Regions from separate parts of the Homo sapiens genome. Here region 1 is linked to region 2. Evidence: chromatin contacts called from ENCODE Hi-C data. All regions are on one chromosome and are shown on one strand. Each heading gives the region's core, a stretch centred on a gene start or an enhancer-like site at or near the end of the contact. The rest is flanking DNA. Distances are from core to core; before and after follow the strand shown.

Region 1 (6,616 bases), core at 1,615-4,114, 5.9 Mb before region 2:
CTTCCATCTTCAAGGTCACCTCATGGTCACAAGATGGCCACCATGGCTCCATCCCTCAGATCCACTTAATAGGCAATGGGAAGGAGGATAACACAGAGCAAAAAGGCCTGCATCCCAGCTGAGTCAGCCACCTTGAATGAGCTTTACCAGGAGCCCCACCAAACAATCTCTAAAGATATCTCTGTAGAGCACTAGCTGCCCCTATATGCAAAGGCCACTGAGAAATGTCTCACAGTGCTGCTGCCACCGCTGCCACCACCACCCCACCATCCTTCCCCCCAACCCAGATTATATTAGTTTTGTTAGGAAAACAAGGGCTAAAGGGTTACTTCGCAGGTGGCTGTCAATCTCTGCTACAACGGGATCAGTATGTTAAAACTGTAAGAGGTGGCAAAGTGCTAGTATTCTATCCAGTCCATTCGCCCTGTTCATATGAGAAAACTGAAGCTCAAAGCCACTAAAAGCCACACAGCTAACAAATGGTAACCTGGAGGCCTGACTCAATCTTCTCATTCTGAAACTGGTGCCAGACTTTAGAACCAAAGTTGCAGTGAACCGTGTCTGTATATGCATGTGGGTTTAAAAGAAATTTTCTATATTGACTTTTCTCTAAAAATATAAACAAATATGCTCTAGTTTGTGGGGAAACTAAACTATATAGTCAGGCCAATCTTATATGGGAATATTTAAGGTATTTATAAACTATCAAGATTGTTCACATGTGACAGAACGCCTGTCACATTCTGTTTCAGCAAGATTCCAAGAACATCGTAAGTGGGGACATCTTTATACGTGTCGGTGCCCTTCCCCTAAATCGAAGCAGAGCTCCATAAAAGGTATTCATGATTCACTTCAGACCTCGAAGAATACAGCCTCCCGTCTGTGCCAACCCATGAAAGCCAGTTCCCAAAGGCCAAATGTCTCACAGGGACCTTTTAATGCATTTTATGTCTTATTTATTGTGCTTATCTGACAACTTCACAAGGCTAATAGACATCTCTAAAAATGTGTTGACATCTTAGTGCATTCTGAATGTCCTTCAGTGTATTATCAAATTTGGACAGTGCAAATATTCCCCTGGGGGTAATAAAAAATAGACACAGCAATACAAATGTGCATTTCAGCCCATATGTTGTATATATTATATACAAATATTATACCCCCAGTACAGCATTATAAAGTGCAGTGCTATAAATAGAATACCAATTTCAGCTACCACCCACCCATTTGGTTAGTTGCAAAACATCCAGGCAACAAGCCAACTGATGCAGCCAGGAGTCACCCAGTCGCTTTCCCAAACCTCCAACCTCCCTTTCTCCCAGGGCTGCCACCCAGCAATGCCCTTCTTCCACTGAAGCCGATTCCAGCCAAATTCAGTCGCTCCCCAAGACCAACTACAGCCTTCTCTGCCGGAGGTGCCCTAATATTTTTAATTACACTGCTGCCTAATTAATCATGCATGTAAACAATTACCAACTAATCTTGCTCTTTTCCCACACTTACTGAGCGCCTATAGAAATGCCAGAAGTACACAAATGCAGCAAATTAATCCTTATTCAGAGAGCTTAAATACAAATAAAAACAGGCTGTCAAGGTTCCGGTGGGCTAACAAGAGCAGTGCGCAATAACGCTACGTCTTTTCCTAAACTGCACCATTCTGCCATTACTAAAAAATCTGAAATCATTGCCTTTTCACACCAGCAAGTCTGGGTTAGAGGACAAAAACTCTGTAGCAGTCTGAAAAAAAAATAATTTTTCGCTCAAGCTTTCAAAGTTGAACAAATCTGATCATGAAAGTCAATTACAAGGCTGCTTTTTTTTTTTTTTTAACTTTTATCACATCGTTTTAAGATAAAGGGGGGAAATGCCCTTGCGAGGAGAAAAGAAATAAAAAAGAATGGGCATTACAGCAGCAGGAGACCGGGCAAGCACTGCTCTGCTCGCAGACGTGTCCCCTGATGTCCCCAGCGGAGACCCGAGACAGGAGCAAGCCTCCCCGCCGCGCCAGCTCCCGCGGAGGCCCAGCGGGCGCCCCTGTCCTCCTCCGGGTCGGAATCCGGGAAGGGCTGGCGCCGAGCTGGCCGCTTATCCTCAGGGGCCAGGGCACGTCCCGAAGGCCCTGCGGAGGGGCGCGCGGACACCGGGACCGCAGTCCTCGCCCCCGGGGGTCGAACAGGAGCCGCGGGGCCTCGAGGGCCGCCTCGCCGGCTCCCGTCCAGCCTCCCGCCCGGCGCGGGGCGCGCAGGACGGCGGAGCGCGGGCGGAAGGCAGGGGGGCGGGACCGCCGCCGCCGCCACTCGCGCTGTTGCAAAGTTTCTTCGGTGGCACAGTTCCTGCGCGCTTCCTGTGGGGGCGGCTGCTGCGCCCTCGCCGCCCCGTCGCCCGCCGGTTCGGGGCGGCAGAGGCTGGGAGACGCGAGTCTGGGGCCGGGGCGGCAGCGGGGACCCAAGACCGAAAGGGGCCGAGCGGGCACGCCTCGGGTCCCGGGCCCGGGTCCCACCTGGGCGCCGCGAGAGGGCGCTGCTGACGGCGCGGCGCGGCGGGGACCGGACGGCGGGACGCGCGCGCCGGCGGGGCAGGGCTGGGCCGCCCTGCGCCTCCCTCCCCGCGCCGACCGGGGCACGGGCGACTGTGCCCGCGAACCCCACGCCTCGCCCTTGCGCGCCTGGCCGCCCGCTACTTACCCAGGGAGCAGGTGAGGAGCGCGAGCAGCGCCGGCGGCGCGAGCAGCCACCAGCAGGCGGGCGGCCGCATCCTGGCGGCGGAGGCTGAGCGCCCTACCTGGGCGCGGGGAAGGGAGACGCGCGGGGAGCGGAGCTGCGCCGCTGCCGCCGCCGCCCTGCCGCCGCGGCTGACCCTTCTCTGCCGGCTCCCCTCCTCCCTCCGTCTCCGCCGCGCCATCGCCGGCCGCGCCCTCTGGCGGCCGGGAGCGGGAGCACCCCTGTGCGCGCTTCCAGCGTCTGCCGGGCTGGCGGCTGCGGCTGGTGTCCGGCCCGACGGGCTGCTGCGGTAGAGGTGGCCGCGGCTCTGCCCTCACGGCGCCCTCCTTCGAGGCGTCTGACCTCTGCCCCCTCCAGCCACCAGCCTCCACCCCTCCTCTTCCTTTCTCCTCTGCGTCCCTCCTGACCTAGGCCGCGTCCCCTGCCTTCATGCCCTCCCACCTTACCGCGTCACCCCCATCAGTAGTTCTACCTGTGAAGTGGAAGCGAGCAGTAATCACTTTTCCTCCCTGCTAATGTATTATCTGCTGTGGAAAAAAAAATGTAATCAATAGTTCAACTCTTAATATTGTTGGCACCAATGCTCTACTTTGATGAAGGTGTTTTTAATCAGCTCAACTAATTTACTTAATATCCCCTTTAAATGGAATTTGGCCAATAGCCTAGGTCTGGGATTTGGCTTTTAAACAAGTTTGTGTAAATGTAATTTTCTATAAATGTAATTTTAAGTGTTCACCATAATGGAAGAGAGTGGGTGTAATTTTATTCAAAATATAAAAATTAATTAAACTGGAATACAGAGAAGTGGAGCAATGTGGGAGTGCCTCCTGTTCCCGCAGGACTGCGAAGGGCTTTCCTCCCCAGCCCGGTAGAGTGGTGGCCCTGATAGGGGACTGGTCCTGTTGTGTTGTGTGGTGCACTGAAGGGGAAAGCATTACAAGTAAGAACTAGAGGCTCCCTTCAGTGGTTCTGAACTCCTTCGTGCCTCCCTCAAGCCTTGGCTCACTTCTGTTTCCAAGGAAGTGCACAGGACCAAGTGCTTTTCCCAGCCCTAGTTTAGCCCATGACCTCTTGAAGGCAGTTTCTATGTTTTCCTTCATATTTACTCATTTGTTGGATACCTACTATGTGACTGCAACTCTGCTAAGCACCCTAGGAATGCCAGTATCTTTCACATGGACATACAACATTCACCTACTTGCTAAACATTTAAGGAGGAGGAGGCCCTGGGAGTACAAGTAGGATGGCCCTGGGAATACAAGTAGGATGTCCTGGAGACAGAGAAGCAGGTGCTGAATAAACATTTGTAGGCTTGAGCCCTCTTAACTTGAATGCGTTTAGGGGACTTAGGCTCTAATGCATTAGGACAGTATTGTCTGCAATTGTGCAATACCTGCTGGGATTGTTTTGAAAAGGAGGCCTGGAGACAAAGAATTTTCTCTCTGTGTGGTTTATATTGACTTCTTAAAACTGGGAACTAAATATTTCACGTGTGATCCATTTAGTGTGAGTGCAAATAGTTCCCTTTTGTTCCATTCGCCCAAGGTTTATGGTCTCTTGTCAATACCATTTTGATGGGAGGAAAAAGAAATGTAGGGATCCTTCCATTTCATTTCTTAGTGAAGCATTTCAAATCTATGGTTGACTGAATTCATTGCTTTTATCCTTGGGAAATTCTCAAGCTTACCTGCCTAGTAGTTCTAGATTGTTTCCAATTTCCAAAGCTGTTTTCGCTTTTTTCCAAGAAAATATTCCTTGCATATGTGGGGTAGTAAACATTTAACCAAACTGTTTAATTAGACACAGAAGACTAATAAGCAGGGTCAAATGCCTACTCCACGTGGGTAAGCAACTCCTGGTGCTTAATCAATGTTTTCATGGAAATTCATCATGTTAGAGTATTACTATGTTCCAGAACAAGGTGTGGAAAATTAAGCCCTAAGGACAACAGAGAACACACCGTTTAAGTAATAAACTTGCCCTGGTGTCCTTCCTTTCCACAGTAGACATAGATAAATGGCACATTACAAAGCTCCATAACTCACATTTTAAAAAGAATTGCCTTTCACTTACTCTAGTCATATGATAAATGGACTTGCTGGGAGTTCTCTCTCCCAATCACATGTCAGGAGAGTTTCCTAGAGCAACGTACTGATGAGGATACTAACAGATACATGATAGGCACTGCTTGCCTATAACATTGACTGTAAAGGAACAACTCTAAGTAGAAAAAAAATAAATCCTATAAACTTTAAGATTGTGATATGAAAACAAGCAAGCCATCTTCTTGGGATTTACTCAATCCCAGCTGTCACCTCCATGCTGGCCCCTGAAACTTTCTTTGTTGAGGGACAGGGGAAGAAGCAAGGAGCCATCTTTTGTTGGGGAAGGCACTGTCGCAACCTGGTTAAAACAGACTGGTAATTTTACAGATAATTTTCTAAATACTAAAGGAGAACATAAAGACATACTAAAACCACTGAGAGCCAAATAATCTAATGAACAAGTTCCAAACAGATGGTTTCTGATCTTACAACAGTTATCCTTGAGGCCCAAAAGGCTGAACTCCATTCATTCAAATGATAGGGAGCACCTCTAGCTGATGTGCCCTTTGCTAAGCTCTGGGGCAGATATTAAAGAGCATAAAACATGGTCCTGGGCCCAAGAACTCACGGTCCAGTTTGGGAGACAAAAATGTTCATAACTAACTTTGCTACCTTCTTATAAATGCTATGGCATGCGTAGATCAGCACACTTTGGAACACACAGGGAAAAAAAAATCTCTCAGGGCCTTTGGAATCTGTAAGAAAAGAAGCGACTGTTGCACAGGATCTTAAAGGAGAAATAGCAGGTTCCTGAGCTGAGAAAGGAGGACAGGCGCCCCAGGCTGAGGCACAGCACGAATGTGCAAATCAACAGTAGTGTGGCGGGTGGGGAGAGGGGCTGCAAGGAGGAACAGCTTCTCACTGTGCCCCCTCCAGCCTGCTGCCTCTCTCCTGTGACTTGGAAGGGGCCTCCCAGGCACCCTGTTTCTATACTAGCAAAGCCCAAAGGGCATATTCCAACTCTTCCCACTCTCGGTGCCCTTTCACTCAGTGTCAGGCCTAAAGTGGATTAGCAGTCAACACAATTCAGGAGGACTATTCTCTTCCTGCATAAAACAGCAGGTTTATGAATTATGAGTGGTCTTGAGGATTATTTTCCAAACCTAAAATCAGGTCTTAAGGTTTAATAGTAAAATAGAATGTCTAAAACAGGGTCTCCGGGACTTAAGGTCATTATAATATCAGACCTATGCTACAGTACTTTAATCATCTGCTCACCATCCTCACACCCCACAATCAGTGCACACTAGGGGGTTACAGGAGAAAGACTCATCACTTGTACCTTACGCTTTAGCGTTTTGGGAAGGAAGATAATCTATGATCCCCGTGGAGAAGAGGGAGACAGGAAGAGAAGAGAGGGAGCAAAACTTTCATCACTCAGAGAGGACCCAGAGCCACAGCCCCACTGCATGTACTCAGGAAGAATCCTTTGATGACATACGGTGGTTTCTTTAATGCCCTCAGGGAGCTTGTCTCACATTGCTTCCAAAGCTATTCAAAAATTATAGGCAAGGCCAGGTGCAGTGGCTCACACCTGTAATCCCAGCATTTTGGGAGGCTGAGGCGGGTGGATCATTTGAGGTCAGGCATTCAAGATCAGCCTGGCCAATGTAGTGAAAGCCCATCTGTACTAAAAATATAAAAATTAGCTGGGCATGGTGGCGCACGCCTGTAATCCCAGCTAATCAGGAGGGGGAGGCAGGAGAATCGTTTGAACTGGGGAGGTAGAGGTTTCAGTGAGCCGAGATCACGCCACTGCACTCCAGCCTGGGCGACAGAGTGAGATTCTGT
Region 2 (6,870 bases), core at 3,950-6,449:
GAAAGTGAACAAACTTCACAACTTTTCAACTACTCTTATCAAGACTCAGGGGTTCAGATTTGCTATGAAAAGGTGGGAAGACAAACTGTGAAAATAAGCAAATTTTGACAAGTTGACACTTCCAAAATTATGTAGGAGATTTAAGGGAGACTATACAGCATAATGGCAAATTCTCTTTATCCTACATATTTATCTTTATTATTTCCTTTGCTGCCCTTCCATAAAGAATAATCACCATGGGAGAACCCAATGTCATTTTTAAAGTCTCAAAAGCCCTGGCAGCAGTAGTGTGGCTGGGTTCCAGTACCAATCCCCCCATGTTCTGGTACTTGTGTGCCATTACTTAACCTTTCTGAGCCTCTATTTCCTCATCTGCAAAACAGGAATTAACAGTACCCACTTAGCAGATTTTTTTTTTTTTTTTTTTTTTGAGACGGAGTCTCACTCTGTTGCCCAGGCTGGAGTGCAGTGGCACTCCGCAAGCTCCGGCTCCCGGGTTCACCCCATTCTCCTACCTCAGCCTCCGGAGTAGCTCAGACTATAGGTGCCTGCCACCACACCCAGCTAATTTTTTGTATTTTTACTAGAGACAGGGTTTCACCATGTTAGCCAGGATGGTCTCAATCTCCTGACCTCGTGATCCACCTGCCTCGGCCTCCCAAAGTGCTGGGATTACAGGCGTGAGCCACCGCACCCGGCCAGCAGAATTTTTTTTTAAATATAAGGGTTCAGAGCACAGGATGAATTAACTTCAATAAATGTTGTTATGACTGTTATCATTAGGGATACTTATAAATTTAACTAAACATATTATGTACAAGGCGTTATGCCAGGAATAGCAAGGGAGCAGAAAGATGTCCCCTAGTCAAGGAACATGCCGTTTACCAGGGGGATAAACAACACAAATAACTGTACTCCAAGCCAGAAGAGTTCTCCAAGTTACTTGGGTCCGGGTGTCTTCAATTTCATAATCAGCTTAAGAAGCCACTCAAATTTTTGCAAACACTGGGAGACAAGGAGGAAAAGAAATACTCAAGCAGGAGATAATTCAAGCAGTAGAAATGTACACACCTTCAGTAAGTTTAGAATTACTATAAGTAAGATTATAATCAAGTACCAAACGATGGCAAAGAGATACTGCAGAAGTTTGAGGCAAAGAGCTAATCACTGTGAGGGGAATGGAGGTGGAGGAGCTTATTAAGGGTAGAACTTGAGATGTGCCATCCATACTGAGTAGGTAAAAGGAGAAGTACTGATTTTTAAAATGTGTTTGTGTGCACCTTGGGCATATGAAGGCGAGGCAGGAGACAAAGCAGGGCGGTAAGCTCTCGCTAACAATTAAAACACAGATCTTGACCAGGCCGGGTGGCTCACACCTGTAATCCCAGCACTTTGGGAGGTTGAGGTAGGCAGACTGCTTGAGCCCAGAAGCTTGAGCCCAGCCTGGGCCACATGGTGAAACTCTCTCTACCGAAAAAACAACAACAAAAAACTTCCAAAAAACAAAAATTAGCCAGGCGTGCCAATGCACACCTGAATGTAATCCCAGCTACTCAGGAAGCTGAGGTGGAAAGATCACTTTAGCCCAGGAGGTGGAGGTTGTAGCGGGCTGAGATTGCGCCACTGCATTCCAGCCTGGGAGACAGGGCAAGGCCCTGTCTCAAAAAAAAAAAAAAAAAAAAAAAAAAAAAAACCCCACAGATCTTTAAACATTTAGTCTTAATTTAAAAGGTATTTTTAACAACATATTGCTACAATCAAAACTAAGTGAGATCACACACACAGAAACCTAAGTGAGCGCTACAAGCAAAAGAATATAGTATGTAATGGCTATATCCAGACAACATAGGTAGTACAACCATAAAAGGGGCATATATGCCAAAACATTTAGCTTAGCTGGTAGTAGTCTGATCGTATTGTTATTTTGACACTGTTGTGTGTATAATGTGGAGTAGGGTAAATGAGTATTTGGGGGATACTAAAACATTACTGCCGGCTGGGTGTGGTGGCTCACGCCTGTAATCCCAGCACCTTGGGATGCCAAGGTGGATGGATCACCTGAAGTCAGGAGTTTGAGACCAGCCTGGCCAACATGGTGAAACCCCATCTCTACTAAAAATACCAAAAATAAAAATAAAAAATTTAGCCGGGTGTGGTGGCGTGCCTGTAATCCCAGCTATTTGGGAGGCTGAGGCAGGAGAATTGCTTGAACCCGTAAGGTGGAGGTTGCAATGAGCCAAGATCACGCCATTGCACTCCAGGCTGGGTAACAAGAGTGAGACTGTCTTAAAAAAAAAAAAAAATACATATATATATATATATATATATATATATATATATATATAATCTTGACAACATAACTGAAGACATTATGAAGTATTACATAATGAAAGTTGAAAATACTGCCAAAGAAACACATCAAAATGAAATTTTTCTCTACCACAAAAGCAAGAGAGAAATTTTGGTGGCAGTGAAATTTACTAAATTCAAGAAAAGCAAAAGCTACCCTAAACTTGACCAATTATTGCCTCAAACCAATGTTATCTGCCAAGGACTTGATAGGATGTACTGTAGAAAAGCCAACTTGACTCAATCACATCTGGAATGTTATTTTAACTTGCCCAGCTTGCCCTAATGCAGACTTGGTAGCTAACATAATAGCTAAGATTTACTGAGCACTTAGCAAGTGCCAGACTTGATGCTAAATATTTAAATACTTCATCTCACTCATCAACTCAGGTAATATATTATACTCCTTTTCCAGATGTGAGAACTCCCCTAAAATGACCAACCTCAAGACATCAAATCACTAGGTGGCACTAGGGGCTGTCAGGCCTCCCAACCAGCACTCTAACAAATTTATGTCGGACAGTCTCCTCTTTCATTAATTTATCCAAGCCTCTCTAAAACTTGGGTAATTTTTTATAGCTTATTACTAATAACTCATTTGCTCAGTCATTCAAATTGTTATTAAAGCCCTTTTTCTATGCCAGGCACTGTCCTTGGGACTGACAATGAGGTGGGAAATTAAGACTCAGACCTTGCCCTCAGGCAGTTTCTAGTCAGTGAGAGACATAGGTATTAATTATTCTAGTGCTGAGATCTGACAACAAACAAGTTAACAATAAATATAACAAACTGATTACAATTGTGATCAGCACTCTAAGAGTACTAGGAGAATGGAAATCTCCCCTAGACTGACAGGTCAGAAAAGGCCTCTCTGGGGAAGAGACCATTTGATATTTGCAAGGAAGGGGCTGGCAAAGCCCACTTGAAAAGAGAAAAGGCCATGTTGCTAGGACAGGCTTTCTAAGATCAGGACCATGAGAGAAATATAAAAATTAATTCATCAAGTCATAAGCAACATTAAAAAAAAAAAGAAATAGAAAATATCAAAGTGCATCCCATGAAGTAAGGGTATCTTTCTCTGAAACTTCATTTCAGTTATTTAGGGTGGTAGTTGTGTGTTTGTTTTTAACAGTGGGTCTGCATAGCTAAAATAAAAAGATGGGCTCAAGATGAGTCCCGCTCAAGATGAGTCCCCAGAGGTTCCAGCAGAAGTGGACCTTGCAGACTATGGTAAGTTTTTTTTTCTTTTTTAAACTTCATTCTAACGATGGCGGGTAATGATTAAAGAGAGAGCAATGGGAATTTTGTTTTTCAATTACTCTGGCTAAAATGTGGCAGAACAGATTGAAGAAGTTGATTGGAGTAGTTTTCATCTAAAACAAGAAAGACAGCTGGTTAAAAATCTGACAAGAATCAAAATTATTTTCATAAGAATGTAAGGATCAAGAGAGCAAGACTCTTAATACCTAAAACAGAGCCTTGCACATGGGAATCTGTCCAATAAATATTTGTTCCACGAATGACAATAGCCTAAGCAGGGTTGTGGAACTGGAAATAAAGACAAACAGAAATGGCAGAAGTAACATTATCAGAACCTGTTGTTGAGCGAGTAGAGTAAGAATAACGGAGGTATGGATGAAAATTCAAATTTCTGAATTGACTGTGTAGTCCGTGGTTCCTCCTCCCTCCCTTTTTAAACTGCAGGTCATGCTTAAGTATTTGCCTTTTAAATCTACAGCCACATCTTTTAAGCTTCAGGAAGTATCTTGTTGACAGTGTGCACACTCCTTAACTTTATGAACCCCTCCACCTTTATCTTAAAAAAAATTGAGTTCTAAAGCTTAAATCTCTCATTAAAATGTCTCACCACTTTGTTTCTTTCTGGATAGTTATGTTTTTGTCGCCACCTGAACTAATGGGTTGCACAAAAACAAGGAACATGCTACCTACGTTTTGTAATTTAAGTAAAAGACAAATTGAGTTATTACAACACAACATTCTCGCATCAGATATACTAATCTGCACATACTGCAGAAAATTACCACTAATAAACACTGTAAAAAAGTGTTTTTGTTTTTTTTAACAAAAACAGATAAGGTCCCATGTGGCACAAAAGCTTGAAAAGCTGGTTAAAAACCACAAAGTTATTAAAACACCGTCATATCCAAAACCGCAAATGCTGCAATGAAATCGGAATTATCTATCATAAAACTCCACAGTATGCTATAATTTCATTCATTCATTCAATGTTCATTCTATGCCTAAGACTGACACATCGCTAAAGCTCCGGGGTAGACCCCAAGGCCCTTCCACGCAGTCAAGACCCCACTAGGTCCAAATAATGCCTGAACTATACGTGGATTCTGGAAACCTCACAGCACAGAACCCATCCCGCCCTCCACTTCACCAGGCCGCGCTGGGCCCGGGTACCGCGGCGAGAGGCCTACGACGCCGGGCGGCTAGATTAAGTGCTTCTCTCCAGCCCCACTGGGAAGGAAGCCAGAGGGAAGAGACAGGATGGGGACACCAAGGGAGCTTTGCGGGGGTGGGGGTGGGGGTGAATCCGGCCCAGGAAGGCGAGAAAGTGCGGTTACCTAGACGCTCCCGTTCCGAAGGAGAAAACGCCGCCTGTGCTGGTCCCGCCGGCGGCCACGGTGGTGGAGCCCAGAGTCCCGGACCCGAAGGAGAACCCTGTGGACATGTCTGGCCAGGGCTCGACGCCGTCAGCAAGGCGAAATGGGTCTGGGACACTTCTCTCGCCTCAAAGCCGAGGCGGGCCGGGCAGCATCTCTCTCGCCCGGCACGGACCTGGCGGGAACTTCCAGCCCCAACGGCGGCGAAGGCAAGGCTGAGGGGGTGGAGCAACCACGCAAAAGTACGCCCGGCGCTCGCCGCGCGCACGTAGCCCGCCGGAAGTGTAACCGTCACGCAATGAGCCCTGGTACGTGAGTGGGGGACGGCGAGCCGCGCAAGGTACGCTGGGACCAGGCGAGAATAGGCGTACTGCCTAATCTCTTAAAGGAGTAGGCTCCCAGAGTTTAAAAACAGTAAAACCATTTCTGTCATTTTTTAGTTCTTCTATCGTAGCATCTGTACTGACATAATCCGCACTTTAGGGTGATGAATGTCAATTGCTACTTCTATCTAGCCTCCTGCCAAAATTGATGCTCAGAATCGCAGAATCGGGGAGGTCCCTCCTGAGCATCTCTAAGCTCCCCACTCAGAAAAGGAGGCGGCTTCGGGCTTTCGTTGGCTGCCGCCCCATCCCTAAGAAGGAAGGGGAGCGTGTCTGCTTCCTGAAGGTTCGGAAATCAATCGAAAATAATCCATGCAACCGTCCCACGACGTGAGCCCCACCCCTGCGCCCCAGGCCTCGCGGAGCCAGTTGGTCGCAGTTGTTGCGAGCCCGACGCCCAGCCCCGAAGGGGGCCCAGAAGAGCGTCCCAGGCGTCCGTGGGGTGGCCGGCTGTGGTCCTGGCGCCCAGAAGTGGCCAGGCCCGCTGGATTTCCTGGGATGCGGTCAAGTCCACAAATACTGTCCGTGCATCCTGATGCTGGAGGGCGGGACCTTGGGCCGAGCGAGTGTGGCTCCGCCAGAAGGGCCCTCGGACACAACCGGTGCTGGAGGAACTACAAAGTGGAAGGATTAGGAAACGCACAGGAACATGTACGAAAGAAGGCGAAATGTGAGGTGTAACTTACATTTCTAGGATAACTCAAGAAAAATTCGCGTTTAAAGAGAACCTCTCTGGCGAAGCATCAGGAAAGGCTTCCTGGTGGTGGTGCATTCGAGGGTTGTCATCATAGTGTTAGTTTTTATTTTTCCCTCAGGGATTGTTACATTACTCCCCCAAATGGTTTTCCTACTCGTGATCTCTAACAAAATCCATCCCATAAGCAACCCCCGGATTTATGATCTAAAAAGCCCAGTGGCTCTTTAGTTTGGCACTTGATGACCTCCGTATGATTAGTCTTTCTAACCTCATCTCACAGTTCTCCCTAATTCAGTACTTTAATCTTCCGTTGAGCTTGGGCATTGCCACCAGCTGTGGACTGAACTATTTCCCTCCTCCCCCAATCCATATGTTAAAGCCCTACCCCACCCCAATATGTTGGTATTTGGAGATGGAGCCTTTGGGAGGTAATTCAATTTAGATGAGGTCACCTTGGTGGGTCGCCCATGGCGAGATTAGTGCCCTTATGAGAAAAAACAACGAAGAGCTTGTTCTCCTCTGTGTGCCATGTGAGGACAGAGCAAGAAGGGGCTTTCACCTGGAACCCAAACTGCCCCATCTTTATCTGGGACTTAGCCTCCAGAATTGAGAGAAGTAAATGTCTGTTGTTATAGCCACCTCAGTCTATGGTATTTTGTTGTATCAGCCAAGCAGACTAATACACCACCTCTGTGTTTGTATAATTAAAAAGAAACGTACATTTTATTTTGTTTTTTAAATTTAATTTATATTTTACTTTATTTTGAGACAGAGTCTCGCTCTGTTGCCCAGGCTGGAATACAGTGGT

The links. Hi-C counts contacts between places; a loop is a spot of excess contacts on that map. Pooled maps may share reads with other maps.
Region 1: a pooled map shows a loop between it and region 2 (8-fold over the local background). The contact joins the promoter of B3GLCT here to the promoter of NUP58 in region 2. A Hi-C loop is called at or near these places in 6 of 50 pooled maps.

The regions. Positions count from the first base shown.
Region 1 is chr13:31,196,223-31,202,838 of GRCh38, reverse strand. B3GLCT (beta 3-glucosyltransferase) reads right to left here and starts at 2,864. Exons shown (of 15, transcript NM_194318.4): 1 at 2,685-2,864. The coding sequence starts at 2,754. RefSeq lists silencers at 1,904-2,153, 2,214-3,113, 3,164-3,223.
Region 2 is chr13:25,299,954-25,306,823 of GRCh38, reverse strand. NUP58 (nucleoporin 58) reads right to left here and starts at 5,199. Exons shown (of 16, transcript NM_014089.4): 1 at 4,944-5,199. The coding sequence starts at 5,050. RefSeq lists enhancers at 4,904-4,953, 5,064-5,143, 5,304-5,543.